Regions from separate parts of the Homo sapiens genome. Here all the other regions are linked to region 1. Evidence: chromatin contacts called from ENCODE Hi-C data. All regions are on one chromosome and are shown on one strand. Each heading gives the region's core, a stretch centred on a gene start or an enhancer-like site at or near the end of the contact. The rest is flanking DNA. Distances are from core to core; before and after follow the strand shown.

Evidence for each region. Hi-C counts contacts between places; a loop is a spot of excess contacts on that map. Pooled maps may share reads with other maps.
Region 2: a pooled map shows a loop between it and region 1 (3-fold over the local background). The contact joins the promoter of NXPE3 here to the promoter of DHFR2 in region 1. A Hi-C loop is called at or near these places in 2 of 50 pooled maps.
Region 3: a loop to region 1 is called in a pooled map, with 9 times the contacts of the local background. The contact joins the promoter of CHMP2B here to the promoter of DHFR2 in region 1. A Hi-C loop is called at or near these places in 3 of 50 pooled maps.
Region 4: a loop to region 1 is called in a pooled map, with 23 times the contacts of the local background. The contact joins the promoter of TFG here to the promoter of DHFR2 in region 1. A Hi-C loop is called at or near these places in 7 of 50 pooled maps.

What each region holds. Positions count from the first base shown.
Region 1 is chr3:94,056,739-94,064,328 of GRCh38, reverse strand. DHFR2 (dihydrofolate reductase 2) reads left to right here and starts at 1,413. Exons shown (of 2, transcript NM_176815.5): 1 at 1,413-1,583; 2 at 2,723-6,407. The coding sequence starts at 2,818. The coding sequence ends at 3,381. It overlaps NSUN3 (NOP2/Sun RNA methyltransferase 3), which reads right to left and starts at 1,268. Exons shown (of 6, transcript NM_022072.5): 1 at 1,191-1,268. The coding sequence starts at 1,202. RefSeq lists an enhancer at 1,135-1,374.
Region 2 is chr3:101,776,440-101,784,029 of GRCh38, reverse strand. NXPE3 (neurexophilin and PC-esterase domain family member 3) reads right to left here and starts at 4,819. Exons shown (of 8, transcript NM_145037.4): 1 at 4,706-4,819; 2 at 1,740-1,920; 3 at 1,250-1,370. RefSeq lists enhancers at 4,097-4,146, 4,711-5,005 and a silencer at 4,557-4,906.
Region 3 is chr3:87,222,463-87,230,052 of GRCh38, reverse strand. It overlaps CHMP2B (charged multivesicular body protein 2B), which reads right to left and starts at 2,744. Exons shown (of 6, transcript NM_014043.4): 1 at 2,497-2,744. The coding sequence starts at 2,530. It overlaps MIR4795 (microRNA 4795), which reads left to right and starts at 3,776; the gene lies at 3,776-3,864. RefSeq lists enhancers at 2,533-2,652, 2,723-2,792, 2,843-2,892, 2,983-3,042, 3,153-3,292.
Region 4 is chr3:100,706,161-100,713,750 of GRCh38, reverse strand. It overlaps TFG (trafficking from ER to golgi regulator), which reads right to left and starts at 4,257. Exons shown (of 8, transcript NM_006070.6): 1 at 4,030-4,257; 2 at 1-108. The coding sequence starts at 65. RefSeq lists enhancers at 2,907-3,797, 3,798-4,689 and a silencer at 3,931-4,160.

The sequences.
Region 1 (7,590 bases), core at 164-2,663:
ACTAGTTCTTGAAATGGAAGCAATACCTTACATGTACCAAAACTGTACATTATCTAATTATGAAAAAGCAAGGTTTTTCCAAATAATTATTTTCCAAATGTGAAGCAAAGGTTAAAACAGAATCTACTGGGGCTGAAGAAACTGTCAAAAGGAACAAAATTAATTTTAAAAAGTCACTGTAGGGGCTAGGCAGGTGGCTCACACCTGTAATCCCAGCACTGTGGGAGGCAGAGGCGGGAGGATCACATGAGGTCTGGAGTTCAAGACCAGGTTGGCCAACACGGGAAACCCGTCTCTACTAAAAATACAAAAATTAGCCGAGAGTAGTGGTGGGCGCCTGTAACCCCACCTACTCAGGGGGCTGAGGTGGGAGAATCGCTTGAACTCAGGAGGTGGAGGTTGCAGTGAGCCGAGATCGCGCCACTGTACTCCAGCTGGCTCATGCTTTGCAGGGACGAGGCGAGAGGATCATTTCCCAGTTCAAGACCAGACTGGAAAACATATCAAGGACGTGTCTCTACAAAAAGTAAAAAAAAAAAAAAAATTAGCCAGGCGTAGTGGCCTGCTCCTGTAGTCCTAGCTACTAGGGAGGCTGAGGCTGGAGGATCGCTTGAACCCAGGAGTTCAAGGTTACAGTGAGCTATGATGGAGCAGCTGCATTCCAGATTGGGTGACAGAGCAAGAACTTGTATCTAAACAAAACTAAAAAGTCACCGGGGATGCTGACATCAAGAAAAATTGGTGAAAGGTATTTGAGAACTCTGTACTATCTTTGCAACGTTATTTTAAAGTGAAAAGTTAATTTAGGGAGAAAAGTCACTCCAATTTCATCGTGAACTTCCTTGCAATTGTTTCATTTATTCATCCAAGAAACGTGTATTCAATGCCTACTATGTAACAGACACTGTTCTAAGCTCCCGGGATACCGCTGTGACACAGAAAACAAATCTCAGCCCTCCAAGAGCTGGAGGGAGTGGGTACTAGAAGTCTGCGAGCTGGACGGAAGGGACTCAGCATTACAGCACTCAGCATTATTTCAGGGCTTGACAGTAAAGCCAAAGAAACGCTGATCTCGCGAGGGGACGAACAAAGGTGATGTTCCCCCATCCCAGCACCCTCCCTCGCCACCTCGGCCGCGTCCAGAAGCGTCTCATTCAGATAGAGGTACCCAGCCGGGCCCCAGGTCTCACCTGGGTCAGCATTGTCCCGCTGAGAGCTTTCAAACAACAGGTGTACGCGAATCAGTATCAAAAAGCCTCCAGGGAACTGAAAAAAACAGTCTGACTTCCGGGATTCGCGGGCATCCACTTTCATTCTCACGTTTCCTCTTCAATTTCTCGCGAGATACTGATTTGCTCGCGCTATAGAATTCTTGTCGAAGAGGCTTAGCTCCCGCGGGAGATTTCGTGCGCAGTTACTTCCGGTAGCTGGTAAAGGCTGATACTTCCCAGGACGCGGAGGTAACGGGCCAGGGCCAAAGCGACTTTCGCTACTTGGATTGGTCGGCGTAGCTTTGGGCGGCCGGACCTTAGAAAGTCACACATCTGCGCGCCTGTGCGGCCCCTGCTTCTGCGGATGCTGAGGTGGGAGGATCGCTTGGGCAGAAGTTTGAGGTTGCAGTGACCCGTGATCGCGCCACTGCACTGCAGCGTGGGCGACAGAGCGAGGCTTTGTCTCAAAAATAAATAAAAAGTCGCATATTGTGCTGAACAGTGTGTATATGCATGGGGCTCAATAAAGGAATGAGTTTTGGGGTTATGTTGTATGATGACTGATTTAAAATATTCTCAAAGCGAAGCTAGTTACTGACTTAATCTACCAAATCTAGTGACCCCTGTTAACCTAGACATTCAGTACCCAAGGATAAAAGGGTGGAATATAATGAAAAAGAAATTAAGTCATGCTTTTCCCCAGACCTGGCCCATGGGGATAATCTCTCCTTTTAATGGAGAGTGTTAAACTGAAGTAGGCATGTAAAGCGGTTACAACAGTGATTAGGAAACAGTAAATGCCCAAATGTTAGCTGCTATTATTTTCACTATTGTGATCATTGTGATTTTTGTCGCGTTGATACCAAATGCGTGAAGACCAAAAGGACCCTCCACTCTAGCCTCCCCAATTCACCTTTACAAGGGAGCAATGTTTAATGGTTCTCCAAGGAAGATGTTTATTACACCTATTTTGACACGAATAGAAGTTTATTTGCTCTTTTGGTGTCATGCTTCAGTAACTATCATTTGTAGCAGCAATCAGCAATTAGAAAAAACCGGTTTGATATGGTCCCTGATAGTTAATAATCATCATTTTGAGTTGTTCCTTGATGCTCATATCAATATACGTACATGCTATAGGTACAAGTCTTATATTCATGTAAAAACATGTCTTTCCTTCTAATCTGATTTGAAGCTTAATATATTTATTTATTTAAACAAGTTTCCAAGTCACCTAAAAAATGCATCTTATTAGAATTTAGATTTGGTACAAAAGACTATGATAATCAGGAATGAAATGATGCCATCTCTTGGATGCCGTCTGTTTAATGTTTGTGGAAAAGTCGGTCTAACCTTTCAGCCTCTGTATTTTTTATAATTTTATAAATTTATATTTTATAAATATTTTATAAATTTATACTTTATAAATATATTTTATATAATTTATTTTTCTATGTTCATTCCAGAATGTTGCAATTAATTAATACAGTGGTATTGTATTTGCAATGTAGGCACGTAAAAAAATTTGAAGAAGGGAATTTCGCGGCATTCTTGGCCTGGCTTCCTGGCGTAGCCAGCAAGTTCGGAGGTGTTAACCGCTGCTGTCATGTTTCTTTTGCTAAACTGCATCGTCGCTGTGTCCCAAAACATGGGCATCGGCAAGAACGGGGACCTGCCCAGGCCGCCGCTCAGGAATGAATTCAGGTATTTCCAGAGAATGACCACAACTTCTTCAGTAGAGGGTAAACAGAATCTGGTGATTATGGGTAGGAAGACCTGGTTCTCCATTCCTGAGAAGAATCGACCTTTAAAGGATAGAATTAATTTAGTTCTCAGCAGAGAACTCAAGGAACCTCCACAAGGAGCTCATTTTCTTGCCAGAAGTTTGGATGATGCCTTAAAACTTACTGAACGACCAGAATTAGCAAATAAAGTAGACATGATTTGGATAGTTGGTGGCAGTTCTGTTTATAAGGAAGCCATGAATCACCTAGGCCATCTTAAACTATTTGTGACAAGGATCATGCAGGACTTTGAAAGTGACACGTTTTTTTCAGAAATTGACTTGGAGAAATATAAACTTCTGCCTGAATACCCAGGTGTTCTCTCTGATGTCCAGGAGGGGAAACACATCAAGTACAAATTTGAAGTATGTGAGAAGGATGATTAATATGAAGGTGTTTTCTGGTTTAAGTTGTTCCCCCTCCCTCTGAGAAAAGTATGCATTTTTACATTAGAAAAGGGACTTTTGTTGACTTCAGATCTATGGATAATTATTTCTAAGCAACGTGTTTTTATTCCTCACTAATCTTGGCTATATCAGATACCATTTATGAAACATTCTTGCTATAACTGTCTCTCCAAGACCCCGACTGAGTCCCCAGCACCTGCTACAGTGAGCTGCCATTCCACACCCATCACATGTGGCACTCTTGCCACTCCTTGACATTGTCAGGCTTTTCTAATGTTGGTAGTATTTATTAAAGATGAAGATGCACATACCCTTCAGCTGAGCAGTTTCACTAGTAGGAAATACCAAAAGCTTCGTACATGTATATCCAGAGGTTTGTAGACAAATGTTGCAGCCTTTTTTGTAACAGTGAAAAACTGAAAACAACCTGGAAGTCCAGTGATGGGAAAATGAATATATTTCTGTCTTAGATTGGGGAACCCAAAGCAGATTCCAAGACTGAAATTTAAGTGAAAGCAGTTTATTTGCTAGGTCATACCAGAAGTCATCAATCGAAGTATGGAGAAATGGAACTGAGAAGGTAAAAACCAGTTCAAAATCAGTGAGGAGGTTCTCAATGGTAACGAGCTCCATACTGCTGAGATACAGGGAAACGGAGGGGAGAAAGCTAGAGTATTTAACCCCCACTCCTTGGTTGTCAGCTCCCTGTCCTGTGTGTGGGCAGAACGTACTCCACCTACTCAATAGCAAGTTCCAGGTGTTTGCTGAAAGAAGCTGCTGTAATGTACGGGAACGGTGAATGCCAAACACTTAAAGCAATTCCATGTTTAAGTATGTAAACTCTTCATACTTTTTTTTTTTTTTCTTTTTAAGACAGAATTTCACTCTTGTTGCCCAGGCGGAGTGCAATGGAACAACCTTGGCTCACGGCAACTTCAGCCTTCCCAGGTTCAAGCAATTCTCCTGCCTCAGGCTCCTGGGTGGCTGGGACTACAGGCGCGTGCCACCACGCCAGGCTAATTTTGTATTTTTGGTGGGGACATTCCATGTTGGTCAGGCTAGTCTCGAACTCCTGACCTCAGGTGATCCTCCTGCCTCGGCCTTCAGGGGTGCTGGGATTACAGGCATCAGCCACTGCACTTGGCAGATCTTCATTCTTTTAGTAAAAAGTATAAAGCCACACATGGTTTATTTGAAATATTTTATAATTTAAAAAAGTACAGAAGCAGGAAAACCAATTCTAGGTTCAAGTGAGGGATGATGGTAGTTTGAACCAAAGGATTGCATGTGGTAAGAAATTGTGATTTAAGATATATTTTAAAGTTGGAAGTAGCAGGATATTCTGATGGAGTTTGACTTTGGTTTTGGGCCCACTGAGTTTGAGATGCCTTTGAGAAATGAAAGAAGTAGAGAGAGAATTAAAAACTGGCCAGGAGTGGTGGCTCACGCCTGTGGTCCCAGCACTTTGGGGGGCTGAGGTGGGTGGATCACCTGAGACCAGCTTGGGCAACATGGTGGAGCCCTGTCTCTACAGAAGATACAAAAATTGGCTGGGCATTGTGGCACACACCTGTAGTCTCGTCTACTCACGGGGCTGAGATGGAGGATTCAATTGAGCCCATGAGTTCAAGGCTGCAGTGAGTCGTGATTTTGCCACTGCACTCCTGCCTGGGTGACAGAAGAGACCCTGTCTCAAAAAAGAATCTGAAAACAACGGAACCATGCCTTCAGAATTCTATAAAGTTATTTTCAACTGATAAATCTATATTCAGGCAAAGAATCAAGGGTGAAGGTAAAATAATACATTTTTAGACAAGCAAAGACTCAGGGGTTACATGTACCCTTTCTTGGGAAGCTATCGGAGAAAATACTCCAGCAAAATGAAGGCGTACACAAACCAGAGAATGACGTGGATCCAGCAAATAGTATCCAACACAGGCAATATTCCAGCTATGGAGCTAGCTTTAAAAAGAAACAGTAAAAATACTAATAGATTAGCTGGGTGGGATGGCCCATGCTTGTAGTCCCAGCTACTCAGGAGGCTAAGCAAAAGGATGGCTTGAGCCCAAGAGTTCAGAGCAGCCTGGCCACCATAGTGAGATCCCTTCTCTTAAAAATAATAGGTTATTGCCAGATTTGGGGCATTTGGAAAGAAGTGCATTGAAGATAAAGCAAAAGTAAAAAAAAAAAAAAACAAAAAAAAACAAGGGGGAAGGGTTGGTTAGGCAATAATTAATTCTAGGGCAGGAAGAAGTACAGGATAGGAAGTAAGAGCATCATACGCTGTTTTTCTCAACAATGGGCAATATGTACATAGTCATAATGATGTGGTGACTGACTGCTTAGCCCCTAAATCTGGTAACTACTTTGGGACAATATGGGGGGAAAAGTGAAGATAGTGATGGTGTAAGAGCTAAATCCTCATCTGTCATATCAAGAAATCACTATATAATGTATAACATAATCAAGAAATGACTAAGTAGTTATGTGAAGAAAAGAATGGAACATTGCTAGAAGAGTTAGAAGTCATTGCTCCAGAGAATTAGGAGGGATGGGGCAGGGGACTGTTAGGATGCATTATAAACTGAAGAGGCTTTTAAAGATTACATGTATTAATATATGTATTCACTTGAAAAACTAAAAAAATAGTAATTTTTTAAAACCCATGGAGGTAACTACCAGAAGGAAAAACTAAGAGAATGAAAAGTGCTTTCCTCTGGAAAGAACAAGTCGCAGGACTGTTTTCATTGTAAGACTTTTGGAGCCATTTGATTTTACTTAACCATTTTCATATATTTCTTTAATAAAAATAATTCTATCTTAATAAAAAGTTACACTCATTCATTAAAAAAAGAATTTTAAGACTGTAATAAGAATCATAGTTTATTTCTGTTAGAGAAAGGCAATGTGTTATACTTGGAAAGAGGTCATATTAATTTTATCACATTTTTGGGACTCAGCATCTTTATATTTTCTGATTTTAAATAAACAACTTTGCTTATGAATTTTGTCTGAATCTCTAATAATCTCCTTATAATGCCTAGTTAATTATGCCCTTAGTTTGGGTAGGTTTTCAAATCTTATTAGTTATTTCTTTTTTAGATTACCGCTCATGTCCACTTATCTATAGGTGTCTTAGTATCATTTTATTTATATTTGAGATAACCATGTCAGATGTTAAAACACTTTCTCAATTTTTCTTATAACCATTTGACTTTAAGTGTGAAGGTATTTTAAAATTTTTTTTGTGCATTGTAAATTGAGTTTATTGATTCCACTGCTTTCAGGCTTATACATTTTTTCCCCGAGTGAAGCCACTTCTGTTTCTCCCCTTACCTTTTCATAGTTTGATCTTTTATGTTTAACCTCTTAATCTATCTAGAATCAATATATGTGTATCATGAGAATGTTAATGGATTTTACTCCCCATCCGCACCCCAAATAGCTACCAAAGAACAAACAATTCTACATTGAGTTTTAGGAATAAAAACTGTTAGCAGCAAACTTGAATTAAACCACTGCAGACATAAGACATTGAGCTGACACAAATAACATAAATCACATTAGTTTGTTTTTTGTGCTTTTTTTAATGTTAGCGTTAAAGAACCAAGCAGCTTAATAAGGACGTACCTCTAGGCAGGAAACAAATTTTTACATATCTAAGCAATTTTATTATAAGGTCAGTTGGTCTTAAGAAGTATTTCAGAGTAATTTATGGAATAACTCCTAAACTATGTTTTATGAATTTTCATATTTATATAAAATGTGTCAAAACCCTTCATGTTCATATAGAGGTTTATGTTGTCAAAAAGGTAAGGAGACGCTTTGTAGTAAAACAATATGACATCAAGAGAGCCCTGAGCTCCTTAAAATATATGGCAGAAAAACAACAGGAAAACACAACAGGAAACCTGTGATCAATGCTACAGAACACAGCATAGTTATAGGCAATCTTAGGCTTAAACGTCAGGTGAGATTCTCATTTTACTAAATTTCAGGGCTCCAATGTGGTCTGTACAAACTCCAGCAGACAATCCACTGTGTCTAGGAAGTAAATATAATGACTTTTATTTTTATTAAGCTTTATGTAGTCTTTTAAAATTTCTTTTTTTAGGGAAGTGTATTTAAAATGTACATAGTGCAGTAGAACAAGTATGTTAACTGTTATGGGCTGAAATTTGTCCCCCC
Region 2 (7,590 bases), core at 3,570-6,069, 7.7 Mb before region 1:
TAGACAAGATGTCAGCCCCTTCTTAAGGAGAAATAAATCCACCAGTCCTGGCCACCTCCACAGGGATGCCAGGAAATGTGAAAGACTGTGCTTCTCCATTTCCTGACACCTCCTCTCTCCAATATCCAGACACTCATCCACCTCAAACTGTCTATAACTTCTTGGAAGAAACTGGCTGTAAAATAGAGGATAACTCTGTCATCAGGGTCCCAACTGTTCTGCCATTGAAATCCTTCTCAAAAAGTTGTCCATAAAAAAAAAATCAGGTTTCCACAATGGCCAGAGAGGGAAAAGACCAAAGATGGTAGTCCACAGGAATTTAGTTGCACCATAGGCAGGTGTGGTCATGCATTGTGTGGACACTAGCCATTTAAAGGACATCAGTGTGGTTCAGCCAGGCAGCAGCAGCACACAGCTGTCAGTGATGCAGAAAGAAGGCAAGGGCAGGAGACTCTAAAGCAAAAGAACTACAGGACCAGAGGCAGCAATGCAAGAAGTCCCTCCCAGCTAGAGGCTTCTACTGACAATAATTTAGGAGGATTGTGCCAGGAAAAGACCTGACTCTGTGCTGTAAGTAGAGCACTGACATTTGAGAGACCCATTTGTACACCTAAATAGATGTTGCGTGAGGCACACTAGACAGACCTCTCTTTGAAAAGATATATACCAGGCCAGGTGCAGTGGCTCACGCCTGTAATCCCAGCACTTTGGGAGGCCGAGGCAGGCGGATCACAAGGTCAGGAGATCGGGACCATCCTGGCTAACATGGTGAAACCTTGTCTCTACTAAAAATACAACAAATTAGCTGGGCGTGGTGGCGGGTGCCTGTAGTCCCAGCTACTCGGGAGGCTGAGGCAGGAGAACAGCGTGAACCTGGGAGGCGGAGCTTGCAGTGAGCGGAGATCACGCCACTGCACTCCAGCCTGGGTGACAGAGCGAGACTCCGTCTCAAAAAAAAAAGAAAAGATATATATTAAAATTTTAATAGTTGTCACCTCTTGGCAGTTTTTGTTTTCTCCTTTATCTGTATGTCCTAATTTTTCACCAGGAAATAAAAATCACAAATACAAAGAATAAAGCTGGGCCAGGCATGGTGGCTCACGCCAATAATCCCAACACTTTGGGAGGCCAAAACAGGAGGTTTGCTTGAGACCAGGAGTTTGAGACTAGCTGAGGCAAGATAGTGAGACCCCCAACTCCACACACACAAAAAATTTTTTTTTAATTAGCTGGGCATGGTAGTACGCACCTATAGTCCCAGTTACTCAGGAGGCTGAGGTAGGAGAATTGCTTGAGCCTGGGAGGTCGAGGCTGCAGTGAACCATGATCATCACACCAATGTACTCCAGCCTGGGCAACAGAGCAGGACTCTGTCTCAAAAAAAAATGAAATAAAATAAAGAATAAAACCAATTTCTAAAAGTAAAAATTAAAGATGAGACATAGCAGAAACAAAGCATTAAATCACATCTGTGAAATCAATTCAACTTAAACTGAAAGATTTTTAAGTAAAAGAAGAAAACTATTTCACGGCATGAGGTAATTGTAGTGTAAAAAAAAAACTGTAACAGGTTTTTGGTATTTTCCTATAAACATAAAACCTACGCATTATAACAGGAATGCTATTTGCAAGGAGCCTTAAAATCAAGTAAGAACAACAGTGTTGGCAGGGAATGATTATAGAAAAAAGTTCCTCAGATTAACCAAAAAAATAAAAATATATAATTCAATGTAATTTACCTTTTTTGGAAATTTTCCAAGAAGAGATGCTTACTGGAACTAGAAATTAGAAGTTACGTCTAACTTTCCTTCCAGCATGAAATTCTGAACTCAGGCAATTTTGACCAGAGGTCCTCATTTTTTTCATGCCACATGTGAAGCACACATAAATGTTTTTTACATTTCTATACAATTCTTCTTGCTGAAACAAAAATATGCATATGATATAAAGGTTAAAGATACTGAAAATGAAGTAAAGAAAAACATTAGAAATTAAGAGTACAATTTTACAGGCAAGAGAGTTATACATGATATAGTGGGAGGAGTGGGCATAGGAACGTTTCCTTTTCCTTACTAATAAAAAACAGTAATTTAAATAGTCTATTTAAATACATGAACTTCAACATGGTAAATCACTCTCAGACCTTGGCTGAAGGTCAAAACTTTATAAACAGCGATATAAGTGAAAAAATATAAACCAAAGATAAAAGCTCCAAATGTTATTTTTCTTAAAAACTATTATAATTATTTAGTTCAATGATCCAATGATCTTGTTTTCCCCTACAGAAAAAAGGGGTATCTGTACAGATCTAAAAGTTATTATTCAAGGAATCTAAACTTGAGTGATCCTGTTTTCAAATGTCAGACCACCACTTACTCATGCTTTATTTTTATAATATGTGCAAAGAACAAGCAAAAAGTTAAATGCATGCTCTGCCTTACATGTGGAACCCAGTATTTGTTGGAAGTGTTCTGCCAAATTTTTATTAAGCCTACTTCCATATCCAAGACTCATAGTGGCCAATCTAACTTCTTTATGGCCTGTGACAACAACCCCAGACTGCCATTAGGGTTCCTACCCCCATCTCACAAGAGAATTACAAAGCAGTCACTTACATCATTTGGAATTACAATTGTCAGTAACACAAATGAAATTCCTGAGTTCAATATTAAACAAAGAAAATCAGACAGCAACCCTATCCTCTGGGGAGCTAATGTTCTCAGGCAACCATTCCACAAAGATAATATATTATAGGACAACTGCATAGAAACTGTCCAGTTTCTGAGGCAGTCCCTATCCTAACTACTCTGACCTGTTGGCCAAATAAATGTAACTGTACTAGTCACAGCAAGTGTCTGGAACTTTAGTTCAGAATATATAGTTCAGAACAATAGTAAGAGACAAAAGCACAGATTTACATGGAAAATATCTACACTTAAATGCATATATTTCAAACTTTGCAAAGAGTAGCTGTATTTCATAGGATGCTGAGTAAGACCTTGAAACAGGGCAGGATCTACAGAATGAAGAACTGGAGACCCATCCAGGACCCTAACAATGATGGGTTAACCAAATAGGGTCAATCCTTGAAAAAAGATGAAGCAGGGGCAGTAGTCTGCAGGACTTGTTTCCACAGATTCCATTTCTCCTTCGTGTCCCGCAGCCTCACATGCACAAAGTGCTGACTCATCTGGACCTTCCCTTGCCCTTCTTCCAAAGCAGGGCCCCATGTATTCATGGAGGTTACATAGCAAGTGGAGAAGTAATAAAATCAGTTATATAAGTCACACTGTACTAAGTGCTATTTTTTAAATATTGAACACATTGATAGGTTGTGGTCCTCAACCCTGCATGAACATTAATAATCATCGTGGAAGCTTTTTAAAATACAAACAACTGGGCCCCACTCAAACAATTAAATCAGAATCTGTAGGAATAGGCCCAAGAAGTAGCTTTTTTTAAAAAGGTCCCTAGATGATTACAACATACAGCCAAGTGGGAGAACCACTAGTATAGAGTGGCCAGGGACTGTTATTCGTTTCAGTTGGTAAAAGGATGGCCTTTCCAAAATGATGTTTGAATTGTAACTTAAATTGTCAGGTCAGGACAACCCAATTCCCAGGCAATGGGGAAGGCTAACCCCACTTCAGTGATTTATCCCTTCGTTTCCTTTCTCAGTAACAAATAACAGCACTCTATTGGCCCCAAAGAGATTGTGAGGATAACAGACATGGAAAAAAAAATACTAAACAAATTCAAAGAAAAGCAGAACCCAAACACTACGGAGAAATAGTATACTGCTGCCTCCAAACAATTATCAGGGTCTGGGAGTCCTGCCAGTTTCAAATATATCCTGATGTTCCAAATGATAATTAACCACAGTGAGGAGCGGGGAGGCCCACCAAAGCAGTGTGATTCTTTATCTTTAGGAAATGTGGCAACAATCCCCCTTTAATGTAAATAATGAAAAGCAAAGAAAATTTACAATTTTGCACAAATGCTGCATAAATCCTGCCTCGGAACCCCTCTTATTACCACCCTAGTGGCCTTTGATCAGGCAGAAATGGGCAACAGGCCAGGGTCTCCATATCACACCTTGTAAAGTTACACTCGTTTCTCCCCATACGACCTGAATCTGATGTCCCCAAACGGCAGCTCAGTAAGGCCAGAACAGTCCACCGTGTGACAGCAGCGCCAGCCAAGAGGCAGCTGGTGCCCAGAGCAGCGATGAGCCGAGAGATATGAGATGGGCAGGGAGGCGTCGCCAAGTGCTCCGCACCGGGTTAGTGAAGGTGCCTGGAGGACAGAAGTCTTTCGCTGCGGCGTGGAGGTCCGAACTGTACCGAGCTGTGGCGTTGCCGCAAGTGGAGGAAACTGAGGATGGAGATGCTCGCTCCCGGCCCCGCCCCGCCCCGCCCCGCCGGTACTAGCCTGGGCTCCGGCTTCTTAGCTGCGACGCTTTGGCAACCCAGGGCTCCAATTCTGCCTATGCCTTCGACCCGGGCCTCCCCTCCCTGGCACCTATGCCCACAGCCACGACTCCAGGGGCTGCACCTATCAGCACGGGGCTGGGGACTCGGGAGCAGATGCGCGCGGAGGGAGGGGCTTCGCAGTCTAGGAGCGCGCTGGCAGAGCCGGGCAATGGGTCGCTCCGCCCGCAGCGGCCCCTCCCGACGTCCGCACACAGACCACATCCAGCACTCACCTCCGGGACCCGCCCGCCCTTCGCTCTCCGGGGGCCAGGGATCCTGACGCCCCGGTCGGTCGCCGCAGCGCCAGGCCGCTAGCCCCCCGCTTCCTCACCCGGCGACGTCTCCTCACCTCCGACCCCCGGCTACGATTGGTGGAGCTTCGGCGGGGGCGGGCCGAGGGCGTTGACTGACAGCAGCACGCGCCGGGCGGAACCCACAGGCCTGGAAGCGAAGTTGGCACCCTGGCGCTCTACGCCGCCAAGCTCCTGCTCGCGACGCGACACTGCAGCTGTCGCCCCGCGGATCGAGGTCTGGCCCCTCTCACGACCCAACTCCTCGTGAACTTCGGACGTCTGAGTTTCCTGGGAGCATCCACCTACCTCAAGGCTTTTCGCTTGTCAGCGAAAGTGCCCACAACCGCAGTTGACTCTAGTAGGGCAGTCTTTCCTGTGGAGTGATGGAATTTATTGTGCCCTGAACCAGAGAAATGCGATTTGCCAAGTATAAGCACGGATATAGCGGATCCTTGAATCTTTTCCTTGCTTTGACATTAGTCAACAACTTCTACTCGCCAGTAAAACAGCCCGTTCCTTTTACTCTCACTGTACATGATGTCGGTCTCTTGGCAAAGCATACTTTCCTCACCCTCCACCATCCCCAATTCTGGGTTATCCTATTTTGGACATTTTTCTAACTGGTAAAACGTCGGTAGCAGTTTTGTGAAATTCAGGAACTGAGAGGAGTCCTGAGAAGACACTTGTTCAAGAAACCAGAAGGAATTGTGGGCTGCACCGTGTTTCTCTGTGCTTGGAGCACAGTGGGGTTAACACAGGCCCCAAAAGCAGGCCTGCCCCCGGACTATTACCCCAAGGTTTAAGAAAAATAATTAATGTACATGACAACTAAGTATTTTTCCATTTCTTGACCATAATGGACTCTGCATGCTCATTCAGATGTTTTCATGGCAGGCCTGCTTCGTGGGCAACCAGATCCGTGAATGGGATAAAAGGAAGTTCTGCCACAGGGTGGAAGATCTCTTCTGTAGTAATGATCTTCTTTTTTTTTTTTTTAATATACTTTAAGTTCTAGGGTACATGTGCACAACGTGCAGGTTTGTTACATATGTATACATGTGCCATGTTGGTATGCTGCACCCATTAACTCGTCATTTACATTAAGTATATCTCCTAATGCTATCCCTCCCCCCTCCCCCTACCCCACAACATGCCCAGGTGTGTGATGTTCCCCTTCCTGTGTCCAAGTGTTCATTTATGCAGCCAACAAACACATGAAAAAATGCTCATCAGCACTGGCCATCAGAGAAATGCAAATCAAAACCACAATGAGATACCATCTCACACCAGTTAGAATGGCGATCATTAAAAAGTCAGGAAACAACAGGTGGTGGAGAGGATGTGGAGAAGTAGGAACACGTTTACACTGTTGGTGGGACTGTAAACTAGTTCAACCATTGTAGTAATGATCTGATACTCCTTCTTCCTCGAGGAAATACAGCACTCTGGGACCTTTTGAGGACATAAAAGGGTAGCTTCCTTCTGCTATCGAAGAAGAGCCTCATATACTAGACTTCTGCTCTGATTATGCTTTATCTCCCAGTAGGATCCCCCGCCTCATGTACAGCTTGGCTGTCTTACAAGTGGTAAAATACTTAGGACAAGATGACTTCTAGGTCATGGTTTTGGACCTCATTGACCCCATTCTCCCCCAAGCACTCATAACCCTGAGGCATTTGAGTGATCTTACCTATATTTACCTATATTTTACAGTCATAACCACAAATAAGAGCAGCCACTGCACTCCAGCCTGGGTGACAGAGTGAGGCCCTGTCTCAAAAAATAAAAAAATGTTTATATGATGATATGAAACCAAAGGAACTGGTCATTTCTGCCCCATCTGAAAATGTAGTTTACACACTAGTGTTTATTAATGCTAAACTTGATTCTCTAAGCAAAACAAAGCATAGATCTTAAGAGTAGACAAATAAAAGCAAATAAACCTGTCCCTGATGGCAGAAGCTTGAGGCACAAGCACATTAAGTATTTTTATATTTCTTGACCACAGTGGACTCTGTGTTCATTCAGATGTTTTCACGGAGGCCTACATGCATACTCCTGAGCCCAAGTCAGTTCCTCATTCAGTTCCTTTGCTTCCTCCCTTTGAACAAGTCACTGAAATTTGGGCCCCAAGGCCATCTACCTACTGAAAATTAAGTGACCACTGTCACATTAGGTACCAACCACTCTGTTCCAAAACACCATGAACAATTGGAGGAGGCTGCCAAGGGTAAGAGACTGAAAGTGAGTGAAGTAGTTGATGTCACTACTGCGTTGGTCCATGCTCTCAAATTAATGGACATATTTTCCTTTTAAAAGTCATAATTGGCCAGGCGCGGTGCTCATGCCTGTAATCCCAACACTTTGGGAGGCTGAGGCAGGTGGATCTCCTGAGGTCAGGAGTTTGAGACCAGCCTGGCCAACATGGTGAAACCCCGTCTCTACTAAAAATACAAAAACATTAGCCGGGCATAGTGGCAGGCGCCTGTAATCCCAGCTACTCGGGAGGCTGAGGCAGAAGAATCGCTTGAACTCGGGTGGCGGAGGTTGCAGTGAGCCGAGATCACGCCATTGCACTCCAGCCTGAGCAACAAGAGCGAAACTGTCTCAAAAAAAAAAAAAAGTTATAATTAATGATGGCTAATCTCACATGCATAGTTTAGGGAAAAATGAGATCAATTTTTTTTTCCTCCACTCTTGATTTCTGCAGTTCAGTAGTCCTCAAATCAAATTCCACTGATAATCAAAATAACATCAGTAGCATTTTTTTTTTTTTTTGAGATGGAGTCTCACTCTGTCGCTCAGTCTGGAGTGAGGTGGCAGAA
Region 3 (7,590 bases), core at 1,495-3,994, 6.8 Mb after region 1:
CACAGGTAAAAGAAAAACCAAGTAGTACTCAACTGTAATTTCAAATTCCAAAGAATCCTTCCCTTCTCTTGAGGTATACCTCTCATTAATTTCTACAGCAAAGTATACACCGCAGAGACTTGTTCATCTTTGTGTCAAAATGAATTAAACATAACTCTGAATAGTAATAAGTGCTGTAATGTTGTCTTCCTTTTAAATTTACATGTGCAGTAGTCTTTAATGATACAGTATATAACTCTTCCAGCCAATCCAAACAGGAAAAAAGATTCAATTATTCCCCAGATCTATAGGCAGGTACATGTTTCCCTTATATATCAGAATTTCATTACTGCTGGAACAGATTTAAAAGTCAGCATACAATAAAAGAGCTCATGATCAATCCAACGATCTGAGAGACATAAAAATACATTAAACTTCATATTCATAATATACAGCCTCATTACCAAGAAGAATGCTGTCACCTTTTAGACAAAACAAAAAAAAACTTCCTTTCAATAAAACAGGGAATAAAAAAAGTAAAGCTCTATATCAAAATAACGAAAATACAGATCTATTTATTAAGATGTCAGTAAATGACTGGAATTGACACAATAATATAAGAAAACATCAAGTATGCATCTTGGTAGTTTATAGTAAATGTACCTGCTGGCCAAATTTACATTTGGAAATTGCACATATGGTTAATTTAGTGGCATAGTTCCTAGCAAGAGTCCTTAAGACTCTTTTACAAATAAGTCTATTCAGCAAAAACATTATTTCTTGGAAGAATTAACTGCAAATGAGTATACAGTTAAACACTCATTGCACATCCCCATTGTCTTTTTTTCTCTCCTCTACACTTCAAGTACAATAGTCACTAAATTTCCAAAAGCACCAGGAAGCACAGAACTGAGATTTATGTCTTTGAAAATATTTGACAGGTATTAGGCGATTAAAACTAGTATGCTTGGCTTTTATTGTTAAAAAAAAATTAACTCTAATTGTAACATCACAGTAAAGGAGATGAAACCATTTTTTCTCCATTTAGTAAATTCTCACTATATAAAACTAAACAACAAAAAAAAACTGTAACTATATAAAACTCAAGCAAAAAGAAAATAAATCGTTCCCCCACCCCCACTCCCTGGAGTACTGTAAAATAAGTGAAGCTCACAACAGTGGCAGCTAAAACACTGAAAAAATAAAGTGCCATATTAAAGATTAAGCAGCATTCTCATGAAAAGCACACATAAAATCCATTTCACATCACTGTATCACCTAATATACGAAGTTGGTAGTTATTCCAGGTATTGCAAATGGTACTTAATAAAAAGTCAATAAATCAAAAAAATGTTCAGTCACCCAGAGTAAGGAAAAATGTATTATGTCATCTGATAAATTAGAGGTAAAGTAGATTATGTGTTGAAATGAAGTGTACAGCAGCAGAGCAGAGATGACTTCTTTGTTATCCTCCCCAAAATAATTTTGCTGGCATTGGAATAGTCAACACAAAGGAATGAAGGAGTTACGTCCAGGTCTGGACTGAGCACCCTATTTGTACCAATCACTGTCTAGCTACCACTGCTCCTTTTGTGGCAGAATTAGACCCTTACAAAGAAGTGATTCTTTGGTTGAACCAGCAACAACCTAGACTAAACATATAATGGGGAACACAATTTTTAAATAACTTGAATGAATTTAATTCCTGGTAGCAATCAATGAAAACATCAAGTGTTATATAAACACATTATAGGCATCGCATATGAGCACCATAAAACTTGTACATTCCTTTACATTCACTTTTTTCCCCGCTTAAGATGATATTAAGCTAAATGCGGGAAACAACACAATTATCTTTACATGTTAAACTTCTATGAAGACAATATATACCCCATCTCTTTCTTTAGTTGGCAAAAAATAATCATAAGGGAGAAAAATCCATTATGAAAACTAAATCTGGGCACTTCCCTTGGGTTTATTTTTCTACTGGGGTTAATCAAAAAAGCATTTGTTTCACATCTCTTTACTGATGGGGTGTTCTTAAAGAAGCAACTGACCCAGACCCAACTTCATTTCCTAACTGGAGCCTGTTATCCCCTCCCTCCCCATTCCGAGACTGCCAGTTTCCTGTATGGATGCCTACAAGTAGTATATCGCCCAACTGAAGAGCAACAATCGAAGCAGAGGAAACCAACAAGAAATCCATCAGATTTCCAAGTTTATTGACACTCAAGGGCCAGCTAGCCTCCTCGAAACGCTCAGGATCCTGCTGAGGAAAACCCGAGGGTGGGGGAATCGTGAGGATAGGGAAGCAACCAGACTGCCTAGGTGAGCCTAAGGTGAGGTGAGTCAGAAGCAAGAGGGAGGCAGAGAAGTGGTGCCGCGAGGGCGGTCACCTGTGGGACCACTTGATCCAGCCCCGCCTCCAGGGACAGTAGGCAGAATCGCGGCCAGCAGGCCTCGAAAGACGCCGAGAAAACGCAGAGCTGGGCCCCTTCAGCCCGGCCTGGAACTCACCATCCACGGTTTTCTTCTTGAAGAGGGACGCCATGGTTAAAGACTGCGCCCGGGCGGCCCGGCTCGGCCCGGTCCGGCCCAACGCTGGCAAAGGACAGGAGGAAAAGGACAGGACCTTGGCGGGTTCGGGGTGGCGGAGCGGAGAGACAGCAGGAGGAGGTCGGGGTCGCCAGGCAGGACCCGCGGAAGGCTTGTATCCGCAGCTACCGCAGCCGCGTCACCCGGAGCTCAGGTGACCGGGAACTAACACACTTTTTGGAGAAGTCACTTCTAGGCGGCGCCTGCGCGTTGTGTGGCGCCTGCGCACTACGGAGTTTGAAGCCGCGGCCGCTTTCCTCACGTCTGCGGCTGCCAGTTCCTCCTGCACCGGGAGTTGGCAGCGGGGCGAGTCTGGAGCTGGCGGGGATAGGAGAGCGTGGGGCCACGGCTTCTGTGCGCGGGTTGGGTGATGATTGAGGACAGTGATCAGCCTTGCTTAGCGCTTCACCCCTTGCCCCGGGGAAAGCTGGATGAGGGATCTCCGGGCTCCTAGACTAAGTGTGGGTTGTCCCGGAACCGCCTGTACCCACTCCGAGTTGATTTATTACGGTCCCATTGCTGTTAGTATTTTTGTTGTTGTTGTTGTTGTTGTTTGTTTGTTTTTACTCGAGTAATCCAGGAACTGGCGGAAACGTTGAGTTCCGTACCCGGTGATTGTTGGCCCCTGGAGTTCGCGGTCCTTTCGGCACTGACTGACTCGGCGACCTCCCCCGCACCGCGCAGACCCCTGCAGGACCCTAGCCGCTCACCTGCCGCCCCCGGCTCCAGACTCCGACGACCCAGCGTGGGTCTCCGGGGATCCAGTGTCTAGAGTTGGGGGGGTCTCGAGGACGAAGGGAAGTTTTTTAATGCTACACTTTTTGTTTAAGGTTCTTGCCTGGAAACATTAAAACACACACACACACACACACACACACACACACACACAAATTTGTAGGCTGGTCTAAATGTCTCCAGCTCTATTTCTTAATTTCTTGTAAATCATGAATCATAAAGTGTCATGGCTATACGGTGATCCTATTAGAATTCCTCACAGCCGTTTATTTGGGCTTTTTGTGAAAAACTGCATATCATGTTAAAGAAAAAATGTAATGAATTATTTAAAGAATCCTTGCATGTATAAAATGGAAAATACAACCTATGCGTGCGTACCTGTATATAGTCTCTACTGTTTAAAGCAACACTGCCTTCCACAGGATAAAAATAATGGTAGCATTTTTTTTTTCATAAATATTATCTCTGATATGGAAGAAATCCAGAAGTGGCTAATAATATTGACACTATAACAATAATGTCAATATTATTAGCCACTTCTGGATTTATGAATCATGTCTCAAGGATTATTATTTATGATAATCAGGCCAGCCTTTCCCATTTTTCCCCTCCTGAGATATCCAAGCCCTCATAGCCACTGATAATGCTGCTGCTGCTGCTAAAAGTTAGCTGAGAGTCTGTTCAAGAAAACTTTCTTAAGAATGACGTAGTAATATGCAAGATATAATTGTTTTGCTTCTCCTCAAGTTATTCTCGATATGGGAAGATGAAGTAAGGAAACATTAGGAAGACATGTAAGTGAGAAGATTTAGTCTCTGCACTCAAGACCGGGCCTTTTCTGGAGTGAGCTCTATGGCAGTTTGCCCTGGCTGTCTGTTGTAATGAATGGCATAGAGCTGTGCTTGAACGCATGAGAGGCAATAAGCTGTTATGTGTGTAGTAATCGTACTCCTCCCTGCTGCAGTCACCCTTGTTTTATTACTCCTATACAATCCCCCCCACTGACCCAATTGTAACAGTTGGGAAAATGCCAAAATACTTAGGAGCAACCATATGGAAGACCCTCCAAAAGTGCACAGCAGGAGCTAAAGACAGGGCTTGTTCATTACAATAAAGACAAAATAGAAATATTTACTATTTAAACTCAGTACTCTAATAGCTTGTTCTCCCATAGTTTGAAGAAGGCTGATATTCAGCTGATTGCACCAGTCTAGCTAGAGTCCATTCTGATTAGTTGGTGGCCACATTTCTCCTGTACACATTTTGTATTATTATATCGCTCCTTATTTAAAGGGCATGATACACTTAAATATATGTTGTTTTCTGGAGTATTTCATAACATAGTTTCCTCCTCTGAAACTGAAATATTTGCCATTTTTTCATCTTTGGGTACCTCGGGTTATAATTTGAATGGGTGCATTCTTCTCCTTGTTCAGCTTTTGAAGAAAGATAGCATAACATTGGAGAGTGCTGATTCTGGACACAGACTGCCCAGTTCTGTGACCAATTCTGTGACTTTTAAGTTTTAAGACCTAGGCCAGTTCACTGAAGCTCTCCGTGTTTCTTTCATCACATATGTGATAGAGATAACATTAGCCCACCTTTCATATATTAGGTTGGTACAAAAGTAATTGGCGAAAACCACAGTTACTTTTGCACCAACCTAATAGCTGTTGCAAGGATTAAATGAGTTAATATGTTAAACATTCAAAGTAGTGCTTGGCACGTAATGTCTTAGCCCCTCTGTGCAGCTACAACAAAATACCACAGACTGGGTAATTTATAAACAGTAGAAATTTATTTCTCACATTTGTGGAGGCTGGGGAGTCCAAGATCAAGGAACCCAGAGGTTTTGTTTCTGGTGAGAGCTGCTTTCTGCTTCCATGATGGTACCTTGCTGTTGCATCCTCAAGAAGAAAGAGATGCTGTATCCTCACATGGCAAGAAGGACAGAAGGGTAAAAGGGCGGTAGGCAGCTCCCTCACACCTGTTTTATAAAGGAACTAATCTCATTCATGAGGGCTCCACCCTCATGACTTAATCACATCCTAAAGTTCCCACCTCTAAAAACTATCACATTAGTGATTAAGTTTCAACATATGAATTTTTGGGGGGTACATTCACACCATATCACATAATAATCATTTTTGTATTATCTGTATTGTTGTTTCCAGCTGTTTTACCTTTTTATGCTTTCTCAAGTAATCTTCATGCTGAAATTCTCTTCTCTGTAGTACAGAAAACACAAATTGAAGATTTAGGCTTTCTGATGCTGATCTTGGTTACCTTCACCTTAACAGCCACCACCTCCCCAAATTAGCCCATTTCTTTCTCCTTAATAAAAAAATGGTTTTATTCTCAGCAAACTAACACAGGAACAGAAAACCAAACACTGCATATTCTCACTCATAAGTGGGGGTTGAGCAGTGAGAACACATGGACACAGGGAGGGGAACATCACATGCCAGGGCCTGTCAGGGGGTGGGGGGAAAGGGGAGGGAGAGCATTAGGACAAATACCTAATGCATGTGGGGCTTAAAACCTAGATGATGGGTTGATGGGTGCAGCAAACCACCATGGCACATGAAGACCTATGTAACCAACGTGCACGTTCTGTACATGTATCCCAGAACTTAAAGTAAAATAAACAAATAAATAATAAGATAATGGTTTTCTTGTTCTTAAATCTGTTATTTGTGTAGGAATTGACTTGTTATAGAAATATGTATCTAACATTGGTACTGGAAGGATTCGGTGCAGATTTGTTTCTGTTTGTCTTTTCTCCTCAGCTTCAATTTTAAACTCCTTGGGTTCAGAGAGAATCTCTTGTCAGGCCCTTCAATAATTTTCCTACTAGAATGTAAATATATTTAATAGAAACTTAATATGCAATCGTATTTTCATATTATCCATGTTTCAATGTTTTAACGCCAAATGACAAGTATATATATATACATTTGGTACATTTTTGTTGATTTGACACATTTAACTTCAAGTCTCTTTATATATGAAAAGCAGCTAACATTATCTATCTCCATGAACAACAGTAGAGATCTAGAGAACCTAAAAGTCAATAAATAATTCTGTATGTATGTAAGGATTTAGCGAAAACATCAACTCATTTGTTTCATGTTTCACATGGATTCAAATTTGAGCATACTTTAAGCTGTTTTGCTATTTCACTAACTACACTGTATTCTGCTTTATATTTAATAATGCTACAGTGACTATCATGATGCTACATGATTATCATAAACAAAATTAAGAATAAAACATTAACCTATATAACATTGAAAAATTTTTTAGAGATATGTAGAAGCTTAGCACAGAGAGAATCATCATTTTTCAAGTCTAAAATATCTCATTTCTTATAAGTGACTTCATCTATTCAGGCTGTTATAGCAAAATACCTTAGAGTGGGTAATTTATAAACAGATTTATTGTTCACAGTTCTGGAGGTTGGGAAGTCCAAAATAAAGGTTCTAGCTGGTCCCACATCTGGTGAGGGACTGTTTTTCATAGATATCACCTTCTGTGTGTCCTCACATGGCTAGAGGAATGAATAAGTGTATTAGTTCATTTTCATGCTGCGAATAAAGACATAACTGAGACTGGGTAATTTATAAAGAAGAGAGAACTCACAGTTCCACATGGCTGGGGAGGCCTCACGATCATGACCAAAAGCAAGGAGGAGCAAAGTCACATCTTACATGGTGGCATGCAAGAGCACGTGTGCAGGGGAAATTCCCTTTATAAAACCATCAGATCTTGTGAGACTTATTCACTATCATGAGAACAGCAGGGGAAAGACCTGCCCCCATTATTCAATTACCTCCCACCAGCTCCCTCTCACAACGTGGGAATTATGGGAACTATAATTCAAGATAAGATTTGGGTGGGGACACAGCCAAACCGTATCAATAAGCTTCCTCATACCTCTTTTGTAAGGGCAGTAATTCTATTGATAAGAGTGGAGCCTTCATTATCTAAACACCTCCAAAAGCTCCACCTCTTAGTACTAGCACAATATGAATTATGTTTCAACATTTAAATTTTGGGGGGACACAAACATTCAGCCCATAATAAGAGGTAAGCAATCAATACAGAAATAAAATGGTTTCCCCAAATTTTATAGTTAGTAAGGTGTTCAGCCAGAATATGTGAAGACAGACTCTTTGAGTGTTCAGACCCTATAACCAGCAATGTAAGCTGTTTGTCAGTTTTCTTGAGATGGTATCCAGGTAGGTTGTATTTGCTCAGGGGCAGGACAGTGAAAAGAGT
Region 4 (7,590 bases), core at 3,008-5,507, 6.6 Mb before region 1:
CGAATATCCTCCCCAAGTTGAGCTTTGATGATTAGCTTCCCACTTAGATCCAACTGTCCGTTCATGGTGGACTCCAGGATGTTCTATATATACAACTCTAGAGAAAGACTGATAAAAGTGGTTTTGATAATTAAACAACAAAACATACCGTAAAAGTTGAGAGCAAAGCTACTATTAGATGCTAAGAAACTCTAGCCTCCAAAAGATTCATTATCCCCATGTTACCATATTTATGTTAAAATGGTCTGGAGGCAACATTATTTTACTGTAGGGATAATAAAATAAGCTTTTATTTTACGTCTACTATTATTTTTTCTCATATTTAACTGTTCATCTGACATGACCATTTAGATTTTTCTTAATATATCTAAAAATAAATTCCTGATCTTCCACCTAAAACCTGCCTCTCCTAGAGGCTTCTTTATCTTCCTTCGAGTTGTATAAGACAAAAAAATCTTGGTTGATCTCTCTCTCTCAAACCTTACATCCAAACTGCCAAGAAAATATGGTTGCCACTGCCTTTAAAATAACTCTGGGGTCCAACCACTTCAGCACCTTCACTGCTATCAACTTGATTCAAGCCACCATCATCACTTGCCTAAATGACTGGAAAAGACTCCTAACCAGTCTGCCTGCTTTTTACCTTTGCCCACTTTTAATCTAGTCTCAGAACACCAGAGTTAACACTGTTAAGTAAAACCTAGTATCATTCTGTTCAAAACCTTCCAATGCATTCTCATCCCAAAAAGCAAGACCTATAAAATCATCTGGCCTCCAGTCCCTGGCCAAGTATTTAACTTCATTTCCTACCTCTCTTCTTCACTCACCCCTGCTATTCCCATACTTCAAGTTTTCCCTTTGTCTTGACCCTTTCTGATACCCCTCATATGATTCAGATTCCTTATCAAGTGTTAACTGAGAGAGATCTTTCCTAACCATCTAATTTAAAATGGCTCCCCTGGCATTATCTTCTTATCCTGCTTTATTTTTCTTCAAAGCACTTAACACTACCAGACATTAAAAATTTATAACATTTTATTGTCTTTTCCACTTGATGGTAGGAAGTAAACGATTATGTTTTCCATATTCCCAGAGTCTACAACAGTGCCTAGCAGACAACAGTCATTCAACAGCTATTAAATAAAGGGAAAAATAATGGATTAATATCTCTTCTTCTCAAGGCCAAGATGTTCCTGAATGTTATCTATAATCGCTGAACATTTTCCAAGCATAACTCCTTCCTCCTCCTGCCCCAAGAAAATGATCTCTTGAGACTTTTCAAGGTATCCTACAAACTACTACTGGCCACATTCTAGTTTCAACTTCCCGCCTTACTACTAGCAGCTTTCTGCTTCCTCCTCTTAAATCTGTTATTTCATTAACACCACACTTCTCTGCAATTATTCTTTATTCTTTCGGGGTATGTGAAAGCACTCACCTACTCCCCCAACATATCAACCCTTCAAGTACTTCAAAAAAGTTTTCATGAATCCTATTATATGAATATTATATATTAATGCCCTACTATTCTTCATATAAATACGCTAGGTCCTTCCATCTAACTAGTCCTTAAATTAATATCTCTAGACCCCTCACCATGCTCTCAACAGATATTTTATTAATAAATCTTCAATGAAATGGGTCATTAAAACTAAATATAACACTCTAAGGTCAATGCAGAACAGAGTGAACTGCATTCCACTCTAGGGATGCCATGCTTATCTTAATGCAAAATAAGAATACAGTTAGCTTTTTATCTGCCAGTTCTCACAATGGACTTCTCGTGAAGACAGTGATTAACAGAAATCTCCACACAACCAACTCTTCGCCTTCTGCAATGCCTTCTGCAATGCTTTCGGTATTCAGGAACTACTTATTAAATACCTACTATGTGCCAACTCTAAAGTATAATTACTTCACCAAGATGGTAAATATTCCATCTTGCTTGCTCTGGCAGCCTAAGAGTAATAAAGACCTTTCAATAAATCAATGTATTTGTTACCTTCTCCTTCCTACAAGAAGTGTAAACCAGCAATAATGTAAAAGGAACCAGTGCTTAGCTTCAGTGAGCTGGTACTATCTATTCCCAGCAGCACCTAGAAAAGTGCCTGACATATAGAATTTAAAGACTTTGTTTAAATTTTTTAATTATGGGAGAAGAAAGCTGTAATATAGATCAGTTTTTACATCCGACCCCTCACACTGTACCTTCTTTATGTAGCTAGAAGTGACTTCCATCAGACACACTCCTAATTAAGAAAAAAATTCCAGCTTTGAAGATAATTGATGGTATGTCCTTCTGACTGGGGTACGGGTTTGTTGCCCAATTTCAATGGATTTAAAATTTGAGGGCCGGGCACGGTGGCTCACACCTGTAATCCCAGCACTTTGGGAGGCCGAGGCGGGCAGATCACGAGGTCAGGAGTCCAAGACCAGACCGATCAACAGGGTGAAACCCTGTCTCTACTAAAAATACAAAAATGAGCCAGTTGTCGTGGCGCACGCCTGTAATCCCAGATACTCAGGAGACTGAGGCAGGAGAATCGCTTGAACCCGGGAGGCGGAGGTTGCAGTGAGCTGGGGGATCACGCCACTGCACTACAGCCTGGGCGACAGAGCCAGACTCCGTCTCAAAAAAAAAAAAAAATTGAGTCACGTATACTTTCTATCTGCCGTGTTTACCTGCAAATTCACTTTTTGTGTTTCCTATTGACTGTAAACATCTTGTGGCCAGGAACCAGTGCTTCTTTCCTAAAGCTGTCGTTTGCTCTTGCAGTCATCTCCCCAGAGTAAACACAAAAGTATCTCAAAAGTAAGTGTGCAACAAAACTTTCCCTTCAAGGGGAAATCCCAACCCAACATTACTTCACATACAGAATTCTGGTACTCATTTTCTCTTCCAAAGTAGAGACTGGTATTAACTAGTTCCTAGAACTGCCAGTAGGAGCCCTACGACAAGCTCTTCTCCCATCTTGTCCTTGCCCCGCCCCCTCTGAAGTCCAGAAATGACTCGGCTTCTAACTTGTATAATATAACCCTCTACCAGGTACACTTTTCTCAGCACTGGGAATAATCTGACACGCCCAAGGTCATATAAAAAGCCTGCCTCCTGAACCAGGTTCTAGGTTCGGCGGACAAACTTCTGGTTCTACTACCTCTAAGGGTAAGACCCTGCTCAATTTCAGAGGCTGTGGCTTAAGCACCTCCTGAGGGGAGCAGTTTCCTTCAAGAAATACTAAGCCAAGTCAACCTGTAATTATTCTAAAGAATGCCAAGAGGCCTCAAACCCTGCCTCAAAGGCAGTGCAGCAAGACGGTAAAGATTCTCACTACTAGCTATGTGATCTTAAGTCCTCCAAGGCTCACTTTCATCACATTCGAAATGAAAACAACCATATCTGAATTTGGAGGAATCCTTGTGATGATTAAATGAGACAGTGCATCCAAAATACTTACTGTAGTGTCCAGCAAAGCAAACTCTTAAAGTTAGCTAGAATCATCACTATAAACCAGGCTGGGCCTCCAGCCGGCGCTTGATTAAGCGCTGACTTAGCCAAGGAACTAGGCTCCGATTCTATGACCCCAATCAACTTATTCCCGTAGGCGCCACTCCACACCCTTCCGAGCTCCTTCGGGTATTGGGCGCCGGCCGCCCCAAACCTCCCAAAGCCCCTCTCCTCTCAATCCAAACGCTTGGAGGCAGGCTGCACCAAGGCATTAGCTGGCGCACTCCCCTCCCGGAGCCCCCCAGGCGCGCCTCCTGGCCACCGCAGCCAGGGGTTGCCTCTCTCCCCTCCCCCTCCGCGACCTCCCTTCCCCTCCCCCCATGCAAGGCCCCGCCCGCCCTCCCCCCCGGCCTCGTCCTCCCTCCCACCCCCTCCTCCCTCCCACCCCCTCCTCCCTCCAGCCCCTTCCCACAGTGCCTCCGACCCCAGCTGCCGCGCGGTTCGAACGAGGCCCTCCCAGCGCCTCCTAGTCTCCCGGCCTCCTCGGACAGAGCGCCCGCAACCCCCGTCTCCAGTGGCCATACCGGCTTGCGGAGGCCGCGGCCGCCGCCTCTCCGCAGGTCTCCGCTGAATGGGCGGACGCGAGGCCACTGGACTGGGGCGTCGCGGGGAGGCGGTGGTCACGGCCCCCTCGGTTGCCCTTCGCGACCGCCGCACCTCGCTCGCAGGCTCGCGCGGGCCCCGGCCAATCGCGCTGACCCAACAAGCCTAGCGAGAACTTGGGCTCTGTACGTGGCAGGTGGGGGAAGAACAGAGGCGGGAGCAAGAAAAAAAAAAATGTCCTTTCGCCCCTCCTTATTGCGCGTGGACATACCCAGGACGCATGCGCGACGGCGCGAGGCGCAGGGCTGGCTGGGTCCCGGCTGCCTAGGCCGAAGAGTCCCTGCTTTCTCACTGGATGACGGGATTTAGGAAGCGTGAGCTGCCCCGATGCACGCATGCGCGGGGCGTGACCACGCACTTCCGGTTTTCTCGAAAGCGGGTATTTCCGTTTCTCGCCAATGGGCGGGGCGTAGTGCGCTGTTCTAAACTTTTTGAGAGTTGGTTGCAGTAGACGTCTGTCCAACTTTAAGTGGTTTTTGTCGTTATTGTTGACCATTGTAGTAACAGCTGAAAAAGAAAAAACCTTTTCTTCTATAAATCCATTCATTCATTATTGGGAGCCTATGCTTTGCCAAGCCCGGTTCTAGGAATGGGGGTGAATCATTTTGTGAGCAAGGAGTTTCCAATTAAGCAGGGAAGACCTACAGCGTTTATGAGCAAGGAAAATCTGTAACTGTGTAAAGGACAAAAGCTGGGAAATTAAGGCTAAAGATTCCTGAGTGATTTTTAGAGGATAAGGCATTTGAGTGTGTCCTACGTACTCTTCCCTTCTCCCTTACCTGTTCAAATAGAAATACAGTATGAGTAAGTAGGAATTTATAGCCAAGGGGTGGAAGTCGGTCAGTGGATGGAAAATTACTAAGAGGAAATATCAGGGGCAAGGGAGATTCTGGCTAAACCAACACAACAGGATTCTAGACGAAGATAGGCCAGGATAGCAGACATCACCTGGGGGTGGTGGAGGATGAGGAACCCCATCAAGGGTGAGGGATTCTCACTACACTGCCTTAACAAGGTTCTTTGCTGAAACTGAGTTTTACAAGAAGATGCACAGATGGTCCTAGGAGAAGGCCCAGGAGCCCGAAGTTTGGCCAAACGGAGAATGTTTGTCACTTCTAAGGTGGAGACTAAGCTGATAAATAAAGCATTTAGACCCTACCTGGTCTCCAGTTGTTTACCAGTTATAAAAGAAAAACTTAAGCTGAATTAAATTTAAAGGAGTTTAATTGAGCAGTGAACGATTTCACGAATTGGGCAGCCCCCAGAATCACAGCAGATTAAGAGACTCCAGCAGAGCCACGTGGTGGAAGATTTATAGACAAAAAAAGGGAAATGAGGTACAGAAATTGGCAGTGAAGTACAGAAACAGCTGGATTGGTTACAGGTTGGCGTTGGCCTTATTTGAACACTTAGCAGTCTATGAGTGATTGAAGTGTGGCGGCTGGAATTGGCCAAGACTCGCTTATTGTAAGAGACGCATACTTCTAAGTTAGGTTTTCAATCTTGTCTGTTAAGCTAGGTTACAGTTCATCCACAAGGATTCAAGTATAGATGTATGGAGTCCTTCTCAGGCCATATTTAGTTTGCTTTAACACCAGATACTCCTAAAGGACCTGGAGTAAATTCTGGTGTTTCAGGGTGAGAAGCTACGTTCTTTTACAACCATAAGTAGTGTGATCTTTTTCAGTTATAAGTCTCTGAAACTTCTGTTTGAGAGTGAAATAATGTAAGTTTACACTGTTCACTTCTGATTTGTATTTTCCAACAGTTGTATTGACCTTTGAGCAATTGTTTGCAGGGATAAGGGAGTGGAGTACTGCAGAAGAAATGAAAAACAGTTCCTAATTGCTCTCCAAAGAATGTTATTCATTGCTTATTTTTTAAAACTGAATAATACAGATTTGGGGAGATGCACTGCTGTCAGATAATAGTATTATGATGTCATTAAGATGGTTTGGGATGGGGTAAAACCACAACCATATGGCAAAGGTAAAATATTCCCTGAAGGAAGTGAATTATACTACTGTTATAGTAGTATATTTAAACTAAAAAGAGGTCAGATCCTGAGGCAGGAGATAAGGAGGTGAACCTTGGCCTATTATAAGGTGAAAAGAGTATCTGCTGAGGATCCCCAGTGAGGGGGCACTCAAGAGTCCTGCTACTGAGGAGAAATAAGCTGGTCCCTGTTACACTGTGGTCATCTGTACGCTAGGAAGAGAGGCACCCATAAGCTGGCCTTGTGGAAAAGCTGGAGCTCATGGAGCTCATGGACTCCGAAAGCAACTTGAGGCTCTTTATGTTGTAATTTCCCTCATGCTTCATCCCGAAGCCATCAGTAAAGTCTTCTTTATGGTAAAGCCTATTCCCAGCTACTTCTGTGGAACTTGAGAGGTGGGGTTCTGGTGATTTCTCAAGTCGAAGCTGATGCACATCTATGTACTTAAGCTCCCAATAAATACAGGTGATATCTAGTGACAGAGCCATAACCTGAATTGAACCAGTTACCTCACTTACAAGAAGATGGGTCTCTTCTACTATGTCTGTAGATACATACTGGCCTTCTTTTCTGCATCTAGATGAATTTGGTTTTAAATGAACACTGAGCATAGTCTTGAACTAGAAAATACTACTCATTTCTTCCAAGGAACTGCTAAGAAAAAAAAGAAAAGAAAATACTGCTTAATGGTAGTATATTAAAGTTGAGGATATGTGAAGGAAGGAGAAGGAGTGCAAGGAAATATCTTTGACCCAGACTGTAGCAAGGAAAGATATGAGATTCTGCACTACACAGGTTATTTTCCATGTTTCATCTGAAGAAGGGTTAAGACTTACACTGTGATTTTAAGAGAAGGAGTCAACCAACCAACTTAGCTACCACCTGCTCTTTCTCCCTGAAAGTCTGTGTAGCTAAAACTCCTCACATGGAATGGGGGGAAAAAATCCTAAGAATGAAAACGGGATTCTCAGACTGGACAAGAAATGAGACAAAGACTATGAGCCCTGTTAGCAAGTTAGATAAAATCTATGTTTCATCATGTTCTTCTTTAGTACTTAGTATAAATCATTTTGAAAATTTGAGTCATCTTATATGTCCTCAGAAGAACAAAGGAAAGCGTGTACATTCCTCCTTGGATGAGAATTTCCAACGAGAAGTTATGTCCCTTGCCAAGAATCAGCTCTGTTGTGGCAGCAGCTAGCTAAAAAAAGAGAACTCCAAACAGAAGGGGAATCATGAGGACCAAACAGGAGCCAGCTAGTCAGCTCAGCCTCACCTTCACTGGCTAAATGTAAAGATTTGCTTGTGTGAACATAGGAAGCTGCCACCCTATGCAGAGATAATGAAGGAGAAAGGAACGATTTCTTACTTTGTACCTTTGAGTGAGTGATTCTTAGCACTAGCTAAGCAAAATACTTCAACCTGTCCTACCAGCTTCACATCCGTGAAATCCCTAAAATGCTTTTGCCTTACCATGATGCTCTAT